2 separate regions of the Homo sapiens genome follow, and region 2 is linked to region 1. The links are chromatin contacts, found by Hi-C or POLR2A ChIA-PET in ENCODE. All regions are on one chromosome and are shown on one strand. Each heading gives the region's core, a stretch centred on a gene start or an enhancer-like site at or near the end of the contact. The rest is flanking DNA. Distances are from core to core; before and after follow the strand shown.

What was found. Hi-C counts contacts between places; a loop is a spot of excess contacts on that map. ChIA-PET counts read pairs that join two places held with the same protein, here RNA polymerase II (POLR2A). Pooled maps may share reads with other maps.
Region 2: a loop to region 1 is called in a pooled map, with 4 times the contacts of the local background. The contact joins two enhancer-like sites. A Hi-C loop is called at or near these places in 1 of 50 pooled maps. POLR2A ChIA-PET finds 5 or more read pairs at or near these places in 3 of 52 experiments (GM12878, OCI-LY7 and activated B cell).

Annotation. Positions count from the first base shown.
Region 1 is chr17:78,744,462-78,750,733 of GRCh38, forward strand. All of the region lies in intron 1 of CYTH1 (cytohesin 1), which reads right to left. Among named protein-coding and RNA genes, the nearest start is that of CYTH1, 35 kb to the right of the region's middle. RefSeq lists enhancers at 4,453-4,512, 4,573-4,642. Within about 2 kb of position 3,695, at least 29 of the 41 ENCODE cell types and tissues checked have a DNase peak (open chromatin) inside an H3K27ac peak, as active enhancers do.
Region 2 is chr17:77,876,910-77,883,382 of GRCh38, forward strand. It overlaps LINC01973 (long intergenic non-protein coding RNA 1973), which reads right to left. Exons shown (of 2, transcript NR_028337.1): 2 at 2,092-6,473. Among named protein-coding and RNA genes, the nearest start is that of LINC01973, 3.9 kb to the right of the region's middle. RefSeq lists an enhancer at 5,656-6,015. Within about 2 kb of position 4,027, at least 3 of the 41 ENCODE cell types and tissues checked have a DNase peak (open chromatin) inside an H3K27ac peak, as active enhancers do.

The sequences.
Region 1 (6,272 bases), core at 2,445-4,944:
AGAACATCTGCAAGGTGGGGTGGAGCATAACAAAGACTTGTCCAGCCTCTGCAGGCAGAAATCCAGACACCTGGACACACTGCACAATTCTTTCAAAGGTTCCTTCTACTTTGGTTACCTAAAAAACATAGAGGTATACTATTTTTGTGTATTGACATAAATGCATCTATTAGACCTTGGGGGAAAAAAGAGTTGATGGCAAAGGATATATGTAATGTGTCAACAAGAATTCAAAGAACTTGCCATTCCTTGACATAGGCTTACCTTGTACCTAGCAAAGCAAGCTATGGGATTTCTGATCACATTTGCTAGTACATACCTTCATGACACAGACTTTTTAGCACTTTTGTTATCAAAAGAAAAACTCAAAACCGATTAGATGTCAAAAAAAAAAAAAAAAAGAAAACCTAAACCATATCCTTTGTTTTATGTACACAATTTGCATTTACTTCAATTTTTGCCTAAGGACCAGTAACTCTTGCAAGAAAAAAAATAAGAGAGGTATGCATCACAAAGACTGATCTTATTTAGTTTCTATCAAGAAAATCCATGACCAGTTCCATAACTTGCCACAAAACTGAAAAACTGTGTGGTTTTGAGTATGTACATTTTGGGGATTTTTCTTTCTGAGAAGGGGGTCAAGAGCATTGGTCAGATGCTCAGAGAGGACCCTTGAGCCAGGACTGCAGTCTCCTGTGCACCGTGGAGCCTGGGAGCATTGGGAAGACCTCGAAGAACTCTGGTTCAAGTAATTGCTACTTTCTGGAGGCAAAAGAACAGTGCCCCTTCAGGACCCACCATCGCCAACCTCACCACAGCCCTCGGAGGCATCTGGAAACATGTCAAAAAGACTTTGGAAAGTATTAATTTGACATATTCATGATGATAAGGTAAACAGAAATAACCTCCTCCATAAAGACAAAGCAGAAACAGCACAATTTACAAGCGAGAAAGAATAAGAAGAAACCTGAAATTGAAATAAACTTCACACTACTCCTAGAAGTGGTTGCTACAGTAGTTTTAAACGCCCTTTAAAATAAAGTCAAAAATACTGAATGTCATAAATTCCATCTGTGCTGCCCTCTGCTGGCTACATGAAAAGATTGTTAAAAGATTGACATAGAAATTGCACCAAAAAATTCCATTACCTGGCTGGGCGCAGTGGCTCACCCCTGTAATCCCGGCGCTTTGGGAGGCCGAGGCGGGTGGATCACAAGGTCAAGAGATCTAGACCATCTTGGCCAACATGGTGAAACCCCGTCTCTACTGAAAATACAAAAATTAGCCAGGCATGGTGGCACACACTTGTAGTCCCAGCTACTCGGGAGGCTGAGGCAAGAGAATTGCTTCAATCCAGGAGGCAGAGGTTGCAGTGAGCCGACATTGTGCTACTGCACTCCAGCCTGCCAACAGAGCGAGACTCTGTCTCAAAAAAAAGAAAAAAAAATTTCATTACCTTTTGAACATATATAGGGAGAGGAGAGGCAATTCATGTTCTACCCAGCGCATGTGCCAGTTCCTATGTGTATATTCACCAGTACTGATTTCCTGAAAGGGCTTTGTTAATATCAACATTGGTTTGCCCTTTGTCCACACACACTGGCTAATTTGAGGGATAGTGATAATAGGCTTCTACTATACAGGCAGACATAGGCAAAAAACTATATACACAATAAATAATAAGTAACATGCTAGAAAGTGATGGGTGCTATGGGGAAAAGAGAAGTATGTGGCAGGGGGTGGGGTCAGGTATTGTTAAGTTTTAAATAAGACGGTCAGAACAGGCATCACTGCAAAGATAAAATTTAAACCTCAGTTACTTCTTCCTCAACTCCTCCAAAAAAATATTCAGGATTCTCTTTTCTAAAATTCTGAGGTATACAAAATACATGTATATTCTTCTCTGAACCTCCTCTATTCCTCACCATGTAGACTAATGAAATTACGCAACACCTGCAAGATTTTATTACAAAGGCCACTTTCCCACAAGGAGACCCGAGCTCCAAGACCCACAGTGACAGTGCGGCGACCGAGTTTCCTACTTCCTCTGTCTTCCTAGGGTAAAAGTATCACTACATGGTAACCTGAGATTCTCTTACTTTCCATCTGAAAGAGCCTAACACTTTTAGAATGCCGACTCTCCCATTTTCTAGCTGCTCTTCACATATTGATTTACTCATCAGAGTAATAATTTGAAAGGCCAGGTGTGATGGCTCGTGCCTATAATCTCAGCACTTTGGAAGGCCGAGGTGAGAGGATCACTTGAGCCCAGGAGTTCAAGACTAGCCTAGACAACATAAACAGACTCCGTCTCTACAGAAAACTAAAAAATTAGCTGGCTGTGGTGGTGCGTGCCTGTAGTCTCAGCTACTTCAGAGGGCGAGGCAGGTGATGACCATCTGGGCTCAGGAGGTCAAGGCTGCAGTGAGCTGTCATCACCCCACTGCACTCCAGTCTTCGTGACAGAGTCAGACTCTGTCTCAAAAATAATAATAATAAAAGTGTACACTGATTTATTAAAAAAAGATTTGACTCTTTACCATGTGTTCATTCTAAATGATGTCTGTTGAACTGTGCCAAGCACTATGTTAGCCAAGAGCTAGACCTACAAAGGTCAAGAAAACAAAGTATCTCCCTCTTCAAAACACAAGAGTTCATTGGAGGACACAGGTAATGGCAGCGCCAAAAAAAAAAAAAAAAAAAAAAAAAGAAAAAACTACATGGCATGCTAAGGATCAGGCTCTGAAGGCCCAGAGTATGCCAGGCTCGTAGAGTAAGAATAGAAAAAGTCCCTGGGAGGGGTGGGAAGATAGTGGCACAGGTATACTAACGAGGGGAGTGACTTTTAAGAAAATGCACACTCTCAGCAGCATTCTCTGGTATTTAGGAAGAGATCTGGGGAGACTCAAATACTGCACTGCGGTCCCAATCTTGAAGGATCTAGAGGTCAACATCTGCGGGGAGGAGGCACTGTCTGGGAGAGGCAGGACATTTTTAGAGAATACTATTCAGTGATTTTAGCATGTTCACAAAGTTATGCAACCACCACCACTATCTAATTCTAGAACATTTTCATCATCCCCAAAAGAAAACCCCATACCCCATAGGAGTCACCCCCATTCCCGCATCCCCAAACCCCTGACAACCACTAATCTACTTTCTGCCTCTACAGATTTGCCTAATACATGGCCTTGTGTGACTGGTTTCTTTCACCTGGCACAATGTTTTCTATGTTCAGCCATGTTGCAGCATGTGTCAGAACTTCATTCCTTTTTATGACTAAAGAATCTTCCCTTGTAGGGACAGACTTCATCTTCTTTACCCACTCATGAGCTGATGGCATCTGGTTGTTTCCACTTTGGGGTTCTTATGAAAACTGCTGCTATAAGCACGTAAAATTTTGTGTTGTATAGGATCTTTAAAACTATATCTATGTTCCACTTTGATTAAAATAAATTTCACAGTATTTTTGGCCCTTGAGCCCCTATGCTCGGGTCCACTCTCACACTGTGGAGTGTACTTTCATTTTCAATAAATCTCTGTTTTTGTTGCTTCATTCAAAAAAACAAAATAAAATAAATTTCACAATATTTTCTACTTTTCTGAACCCTACCCATTATTCAAAGTCCAGCTCTGCAGCCTCCTCCCATCACATGGCTCTCTCACTGTCCGCCACTGCACCCCACACACCGGAAACAAACTAAAGATGCTGACCCACATTTGTGGTAAGTTTCACCTCTAAACATTCTCTGATTCTGAGAGCTACGAGTCCTATCATCAAAAATGAAAACTCTATGGAACCAGCTTGGCGTGGTTTTACTGGATCACTGAGTAGTCATGCCAGGTGTCCCGTCAGCTGGTGTAAGTATTGATCATCCTGCTGTGTGATTAACAAATAGTTTCAACACAGTCCTGGGTCAAAGGAAAATGTTTACACATCCAACAGGCCCAGGTTACTGTAGGGGACAACAATGCCTAGGTTATCAGGAAAGCTCACTGTTTAACTGGATTCAAGGAATAAATTATAAGCACCAGCCATTTAATGATAAATACAATTGATCTTTCTAGTACTTTTATTACTTGAGAGAATACAGGAGAATTGTCTGAAGAAGGGGGTAAGGGAGATTATTCAATTAATTCATTGGGTTTTCTGTATACTTCTAAACCAAATTCAGTTAGGAATTTTTACCAAAAAATTCCAGCCTTAATTCAAGGATGTTTATGAAAGCAAAGTTCTCTGATCAAATAAGAGTAAGTAAAAACGGGTGGGCGGGAGGAGTGTGCTTGCTTTTGTCCCTTGTTGCTTTGGAGATCTACTTTGATACAGGAGCACTGCAGATCCCCTTCCTGTTTCCTTTGCTCTCCTGCCTTACTAATTATATATCACCCCTTCCTTGCAAAACCACAAGACCAAATGTTACAAGTTACAAAATTGGTGTACTCCACCCATCCTTTACTCAGCTGACACAGAGCAAACTGAACCAGCGCGGTCCTGCCACAGCCCTGAAGACGGAACCATCACATGACAGAGGAGCTTGCGAGAAGGGCCCAACACACCCACATACTGTGTGAGGCAGAGCAAAGGTGGCAGCAGTAAGACCACCAAGGTCAGCCAGTCCAAACTTCTTGATACCTGTTATTGATTTAAAAACAAACTAGGCCAGGCATAGTGGCTCAGACCTGTAATCCCAGCACTTTGGGAGGCCAAGGTGGGAGGATCACTTGAGCCCAAAAGTCTGAGACCAGCCAGCACTTTGGGAGGCGAAGGCAGGCAGATCACCTGTGGTCAGGAGTTCAAGACCAGCCTGGTCAACATGGCGAAACCCCGTCTCCACTAAAAATATAAAAATTAGCCAGGCATGGTGGTAGGCACCTGTAATCCCAGCTACTCGGGAGGCTGAGACAGGAGAATTGCTTGAACCCAGGAGTCAGAGGTTGCAGTGAGCAGAGATTGTGCCATTGCACCCCAGTCTGGGTGACAGATTGAGACTCCATCCCCCCTACAAAAAAAAATTTAAAAATTAGCCAAGTTTGGTGGGTGTGCCTGTGGTCCCAGCTACTCAGGAGATTGAGGTGGGAGGATTGCTTGAGCCCACAGGTCAAGGCTGCAGTAAGCTATGATCATGCCATTATATTCCAGCCTGGGTGACAAATTGAGATCCCTGTCTCAAAAAAATAATAATAACAAATAAAAATAAAAAAATAAAAAAAAACCTAACTAAGCAGAAACCATTGTTTAAAATCTAATTATCTTGCTTTAGAAGGCAGGTGGTTTCAGAAAAAAAGAACTCTAAAACAATCTATTTTTGAAGTGTTTTTTTCCCAAGATTTTCTCCAAGCTTTTACTTAATACATTGTTCAGATGTTTCTCTGCCCTAAAAAAAAAATTCCCTTACAGTTCAAAAAATATTCCTAACAGGTTTAGAAGCAGTCCTCAAATTGCAGAAACTACTATTACCCAAAGAAATACCAAGTGCTCCTAAAATAATACCACATACTTATTCCACAAAATATTTCTTAGCCTGCTCCCTCTGGGTCTGAAAAGGATAGCAAATCAATGGCCAGGGGGTGAGAATATGCTTCTCCACGTGCCCAGAAGGAAGGGAACATGAGATATGGGTGCACAGAGTGGCATCAGCTACGGGAAGCTCATGTGGCATCCAGGCAAGTAATTCAGTGGCCTCCACTAGCACATCAGCAGCAGAGATGCAGAAAAACAGATTACTTCAAGATGCGTTTTGGAAGTAGAATAAACCATACTACTAATGAACTGGATAGGCAGAACAAGAGAAAGGGAAGGCTGATATCAAAACATTCAAAACATTTGATGGGAACACCTATGTGAGCGGATATGCTATTTCTCAGGTGGGGTGAATAAAGAGGGACACAGCACCAGGGGCTCTGCTGTGGCCATGCCAACTGTGAGAGACCCTGTAGGTATCCCCCAGGAGATGTCAAATGTGGCACTGGGATGTCACAGCCTGAAGTTTAGGGGTAGGAAGAGGGCTAAGCTATAGCTGATTCTTGCTATTCAAAGTAGTTATTGTTTAAAAAGTTGTTGCTGTTGCCGGGCACAGTGGCTCATGCCTGTAATCCCAGCACTTTGGGAGGCCTAGGCGGGTGGATCACGAGGTCAGAGTTCGAGACCAGCCTGGCCAGCATGGTGAAACCCCATCTCTATGAAAAATACAAAAATTAGATGGGTGAGGTGGTGGGCGCCTGTAATCCCAGCTACAGCTACAGGCAGGGAGTATTGCTTGAACCCGGGAGGT
Region 2 (6,473 bases), core at 2,777-5,276, 870 kb before region 1:
AGATTTCAGCGAGCTGAGATCGCACCACTGCACTCCAGCCTGGGTGACAAAGCGAGACTCTGTCTCAAAAAAAAAAAAAAAAAATTGGGTCTCAATTTCCTCCTCTCCAATGCAGGGTTAATGGCACTTCGCCTGCCAATTTCTCAGGGCCATTGCTGGAAAGAAATAAAATGAAGGATATAAAAACTATCAAGGCAAAGGCTAATGTAAAAGATTCTTCTGATTCCTACTCAAAGGGAGGAGGAGGTTGAGGGAGGAGGAGGTTGAGGTCCAACCAGAAGCTGGCGGCCTCCTGAAGTTTCGACAGCACACTTCTCTAAAAGCAAGCTTAGGAAGATCAAGGCACCCACAGGGCTTTGAATCTCACTAGCAACCTCTGGCAACCCTTCCATTCTGCTCAGATTGACATTGTGCTAAAGAGCCTGCCTTTGGCCCCTTTGAGGGCTTCTTGGATTTGCAGGGAAAGTTAGGGACTGCTTCTGTGACCAAAATCAGAAGCCATTTCTACAGCACCTGCTAGAAGAGCTGGCTTCCCTCTCTGTCTAACATAATCCCATTTTCTGCCTCCAACATCTATGGCTTGAAATCTGTGCTGCCTTATGGCATGGAGGAGAGAGCACCAGAAAATGAGCCTAAAAAGTCAGAAGTTCAAAAAAGAGAAACAGAAAACATTAGCACCTTTATCCTACTGACCTGCAGGCAGCATCCTGCACCAGGACTGTGAGGAAGCCAAGAGAAGCCGAGAGCAGGCATAAGATGCAAAACAGAGTAAAATAAATAAAAGTCACGCATCGTGTTAGGGAGAGGGTCCACGTGGCCGACCAATGGCAGCAGACAGCCCCTCCTGACAGCTGCAGCTTTAGGGGGCCTTCAGAGTGGTTTCCATGGCACCCGTGCCTTCATAATCCTCACCCAAGCGGCTCTCCTTCAGCTCACCTTGCGTCACCAAGCTGGAGGAGAAATGAAGTAAGTGTGACAAATATGCTGATATCCAGAGAGAAAGAGAAGGTGGGGGAAGGAGGGAGGCAAGCCCAGGGGCTTCCTCCAGGGCAAGTGGCTGGGGTCCCTGCCTGGGGCTCTGAGGGCATTTCTGGGGGACCAGGCCTAACCAAACTCTGATTTAGAAAAATCCAGGGACTCAAATACCCAAACAGTTTGGAGAGAAAGGTGATCTGAGCTCCTGTGGGCAGATGGTCGGGCCTTACACAGCAGGTCCCTGGGAACACAGAACCCTGGGGCACCAGGCTCCATGGCCACCACGGTCAGGTCTTATTGTGCTCACTCCCCTCCAGGCCCCTGGCAGAAAGTTCAGCCTTTATCTCCACGCTGGCATATAAGCTGTGTGGCCTGCATTCACCGTGTGACCTCGCAAAGCCTGTGCTCATCTCTCTGAAAAAATACTGGGTTGTCCTGAATATTGAAAATCCTATATTTAGATGTTCCCAGCTCATGCCTAGGACATAGAAGGATTGCAGACAGCTGCAGATTTTTAATATACCCATTTCGTTGAAGTACAATTCACATGCAATAAAACTCACTAATTTTAAGTATACCATTTGATGGATTTCAACATGTATATGTAGTCATGGAGCCACCACCCAATCGAGATAGAGAATGTCTCTATGATGCAGAAAAGTCCCTCCTGGCCCTCTGCAGTCAATCTTCTCCCCCCATCTTGGCCCCAAGCAACCACTGATGGATTTTCTGTCCCTAAAGCTCTGCCTTTTCCAGAATGTCATATATACAGAGGCCTCTGTGTCTGGCTTCCTTCACTTCGCACAATGCTTTCAAGGCTCACCCACATTGCTGCATGTACCAGTAGCTCCTTCCTTTTCCCTGCTGGATAGCATTCCATCCTTTGGATTAAACAGAAACTTTCTTGCGTGTGTGTGTGTGTATGTGTATGAGACTGGGTCTTGCTCTGTTGCCCAGACTGGAGTGTAGTGGCCTGATCATAGCTCACTGCAGCCTCGGCCTCCTAGACTCAAGCAATCCTGTTGCATCAGCCTCCCGAGTAGCTGGGACTGCAGGTGTGCACCACCATGCCCAGCTAAATTTTTTTATTTATTGTATTTTATTTCCTGTTTTTTTCTTGTTTTTTTTTTTTTTTTTTTTTTAGAGATGGGGTCTCACTATGTTGCCCATGCTGGTCTCAAACTCCTAGGCTAAAGCAATCTTCCTACCTTGGCCTCTCTAAGTGCTGGGATTAAAGCCGTGAGCCACTGCACCCAGTCAATAATAACTTTTTAAATATTTGATTATGTTTAATGATACTTGAAGTCCACCCTGAGTCCTGTTCCCCTTTGTAATACTCTGCTGTTTCTTCTTGGGTTCATCTCAGAGGTATCATCATGGTCACACCTTCCTGGCATGTTCCTGAGCTTTTATCTTCACGCAGACCCAGTAGTACCTGCTGGTGGGGAGAGGGGTAGGGAAGGGGTGGGGGTCGCCCACCCAACCCAGGCTCACCCCCAATCCCATGTGAAACTGCGCCCACCCGCCATGGCTGCACCCATGGGTGTCACCAGTGGGACAACAGTGCAGGCGTGGCCTTGCTGTAGCATGCCTGGTCCACCTAATGCTTTCCCAGCCCCTGCCTGACCTTTGCCAAATCTGTCCTTTCTTTCTCAGCCCTAGAGCCCCACAGAGAAGGTGGCGTGGAAGGTCCCCACAAAAGAATCCAGCCCTTCTCCATCCACTGATTTCTTTTCTTTCATTCATTCAACAAGAAATTATTGACGGGCTTCCTGTGCCAGGCACAGGCCAGGGGCTGGGTGGCAGGCAGAGGGGCAGCCTCCAGGGCCGCAGGGCCCAGCCAGGCCCACCTCCATCACCTCTCCTTCCCCGCCCCAGACTTGGCCCAATAGGCAGGACTGAAACGAAACCTCGCCCCTCCAGCATCCTCCAATTTCTTGCTCTTAGTTCAGACCCTGCACAGCAGCAGGCAATTGAAAAGGACTTCCGGATACCCGCTCACACTTTCATCCTTCTTTTCTCTCTGCCTTTTTTCATCTTCTTTTTAAAAATGCTCTTTAATAGTGGGAAAGTTAGCATGAAAAGGAGAGAAAATGAGGCTTGAAAAGAATGTGTCTGATGTGCAGCAATTTGTTCACCTGCGAGAGGTTCTTCCCCTCCTGAACCTCGCTGCTGGGGGGCCCAGCGCTGCCGGGCGGCAGGAGGCGGGAGGCGGCTGGGAAGCTAGAGGAGGCCCGCTCTTCTGCCCTTCTGAAAGCAGAGGCAGGAGGTGGGTCAAGGTAAGAGATTGGCCTCATGACAGCAAGTAAAGTCAGGGTCGTAGGAGACCAGGGTCACCTGCCATGTCCCTCTGGCATCTGTTGGAGCCACAATAGGGACCTGGAGAATTGTTCACCATAAGGCATTTCCTTTCCTGTCTTAAGGCAAGAGCCTGGTGTCCTGTGTGGTGGGGAAAGGGGGCCTAGAGTCAGGGAATGGGGTCCCAGCAGGGCAGGTTCAGGGCCTGGTCACCCCAGGACTCAGACCACCATTTCTTCCTCCCTCCTACTTGGGCTCCAGCCACATGCCCCACTGACCTCTGGAAGAGCCAGTCAGATCCCAGCGAAGGATCCTTCCCCGAGGATCCCAGCTGGGCTTAGGGTTTCAAGAAAGCCTCAACTGGCCTCCATCCACTCTGCGCTGGACTGAACCAGCTGCCCCCTCCCCTTACTCAATGAGAAAGCTCAGGACCCACATGCAAGACAGAGCCTGCAAGAGAAGACCCCCGTCGAGCTCCTTTCCTGCAAAGGAGACCATTCTTTGGCTCCTATCATGAGAGGCAGGGAGGCAGGGAGGCAGGGAGGCAGGGAGGCAGGGCCAAAGTACCCACAGGGCAGGTGCTGCTAGAGCTTGTTTCCCTGGGAAATGACAGAGGGGTACGACGCCAGCGAGCCTGGAGTCTTGACAGGCTGGACGGCCCAATGATTAGACAGTGGGCTCTGGGCCAGCCTGCCTGGGTTCAGATAAAATCAGATCAAATCCATTTGCTGCTTATTAGCTGTGTGGCCAGGACTGGAACCAGACAGAAACTGGGGGTGATTATAGCGGTGCCTCTCTGAGTCATTGTATAAGTTACCACCCATAATGCTCTTGGGATGGTACTTGGCACACAGTAGGTGCACGGAGAAGGCTGGTGTCCCGAGCTCAGCATCATTATTCAGCCAGACCCTCCCCAGCATAGTAGCGCCCACCCCGCTGGCAGGATAGGAGGATGGAGGATGGGTACTTCCCCCCTCCCCTTCCACCTGGGGCAGGGAGAATCTGCCAGGAGTGCCCCGTCCCTGAGCTCCAGCCTCCCCCACCACCCCCAGTGACAAAGACAGAGCTGGAGCTGGGCTGGGTAGCAAAAGCTGCAGACAGGGGGCTGGGCTGATACCTCAGGGTTGCCCCCACACTGCACAACTCTGGGGATGCCATTTACATCAACAGCCCATGGTGGCCCCTGCCCAGGGCCAAGGCACAAGCTCTGGAGGAGACAGGCCAGGGTTCCCTGAGATGCCGTTTGCCCACCAAAGGCTGCTTCAAAGCCCCAAAGAATAAGCCTGACAAGGCAGAGACAGAAGCATGGGCTGAGAAGGGCCTGGGAGCCCGATTTGCCGGTGGGCCCAGCCTGGGGGGACGTGGGTTTTCCCTTCTCCTGGAGCACAGTGGCCTAGTTTTGTCCTGGAGACTGAAAAGACAGACCCAGCGAAAAGCTTCATGCTGTCCCTCCCTCAAAGCCATCTCACGCCCACACATCTCCACACCCCTCCCCAGAGGCCAGAGCTGCGGGAACCCCAGTGAGAGTGTGGTTTCCTCTCAGCCTCGCCCCTCAGAGACTTCCGCTCAGCAGCAGCTGCGGCCAGGCCAGCTCGAGGCGAGACATCAGCCAGTCCTTGTGAAACCTCCCTGCACGGTGGAGACAGACAGAGACAGGGCACCAGGCCAGGCCCCTTCCAGTGGAGGGGGCAGCAAGTGAGCAGGGGCGGTCAGAGGGGTGGGAATCACAGGGGAGAACAGTGACTAGGGAGAGTGATAGAGAAGTGTGTGCCACTGCTGTGTGCATGTGCAAATGTGCATGTATGCACATAGGTATGTGTGCTGCACGCTCAAGTGTGTAGTATGTGTGCAAGTGTGTAGGTGGGTGTGTGCAAATGTGTGAGCAAGCACAGCTGTGTGCAAATGTGTAAGTGTGCACTGTATAGGCACAAACGGATATGTGTCAGTGTACAAGTGCTGCTTGTGCAAGTTTGTGGCTGTGTGTGCAAATGTATGCGAGTGTGTCTGTGCCTGTATGCAAATGGGTGTATGCAAGTGTGCAGGTGTGTCACACAAGTGCAAGGGTGCATTTCTGCAAATGCACATGTGTGCAAGTGTGTGGACATGCGTGCAAATGGGTGCTAGTGCACAGGTGTGTGGGTGTGCAAGTGGATGCAAACGCATATATGTGCACATGTGTTCAATGCATGTGTGTGCAACTGTGCACATGTGTGCAAGTGTGTGTGTGTGAGTGCCCTGGAAAAGAGAGAGGGAGAGGAGGAGGGAAGGAAGAGCAGAAAAATACCTATGGTAAAAGCCAGCACTGCCCAGCAGACATGTCCAATGGAGAGCACCAAGAGGCAGAAACAGCCTCTCTTTGTTCCTGTCTCAGTAGCGGGCATAGTAGCAGTACAATGACTTGTGCTGCCTGCCTGGCAGATCACACAGGTCACAGATGCCTCCTCGTCACAGGATGTGGTCGCTGCACCCTGTCCTAACTCCAGTCCTTTCCCTCACCTTCACCAGCTAACCCCTTCCCTCCAAACCCCCTCCCCTGATTGCTGTCAAGGTCAGCAGGCCCCGCCCCATCCATGAGCGAGCCAAGGGTAGTATCTGCTCAATGCCGTCACTCCGTGTGGGCCAGCTTCTCCTCGCCCAGGAACAAGGGGATTTCCTGACTGTCTCTTTAGGCAGGGTGACGTAAGCTGTTTTGCTAGTGTAGAGCCAAAGAGCCTTCCAGGCCTTCATTTATCTAGATGTGGAGTCCTTTGGGAATGAGCATAGCAGGCTTGTTCCTGCCCAGCATCTTGGAAGATCTCGGACTAGTGCTCCCTGCAGATGATTGGGACCTAAGAAACAGAGCCCTGCAGAAGGACTGGCAAGACCACATGTCCCGGGGTGGCCAGTGTTTCCAGCAGTGACACTTGGGATTGAAACCAACCTTTGCAGAGCGAGAGACCCCACAGTACCAGCTGTGCCACTGACTGGGAAGTGCCCAGCCTTGGCCCTAGAGTGGGAAAATGGCCTGGACATGAAATGTGTGGGGACCTGACACCTGTGCTGGCCCCTGCAGCAGAGGCAGAGGCCCAGGCAGGCGGGGACCTGCTTTTCCCAGGGCTCTCCAGGGAGTCCCTGCACAGCCCTCAAGAGCCTGCCCTGCGTTATCATCCTCAAGGTCAAGAAACTTCCTTGGGGGAGTCTCCAGAGACAGGCAGCCTGGC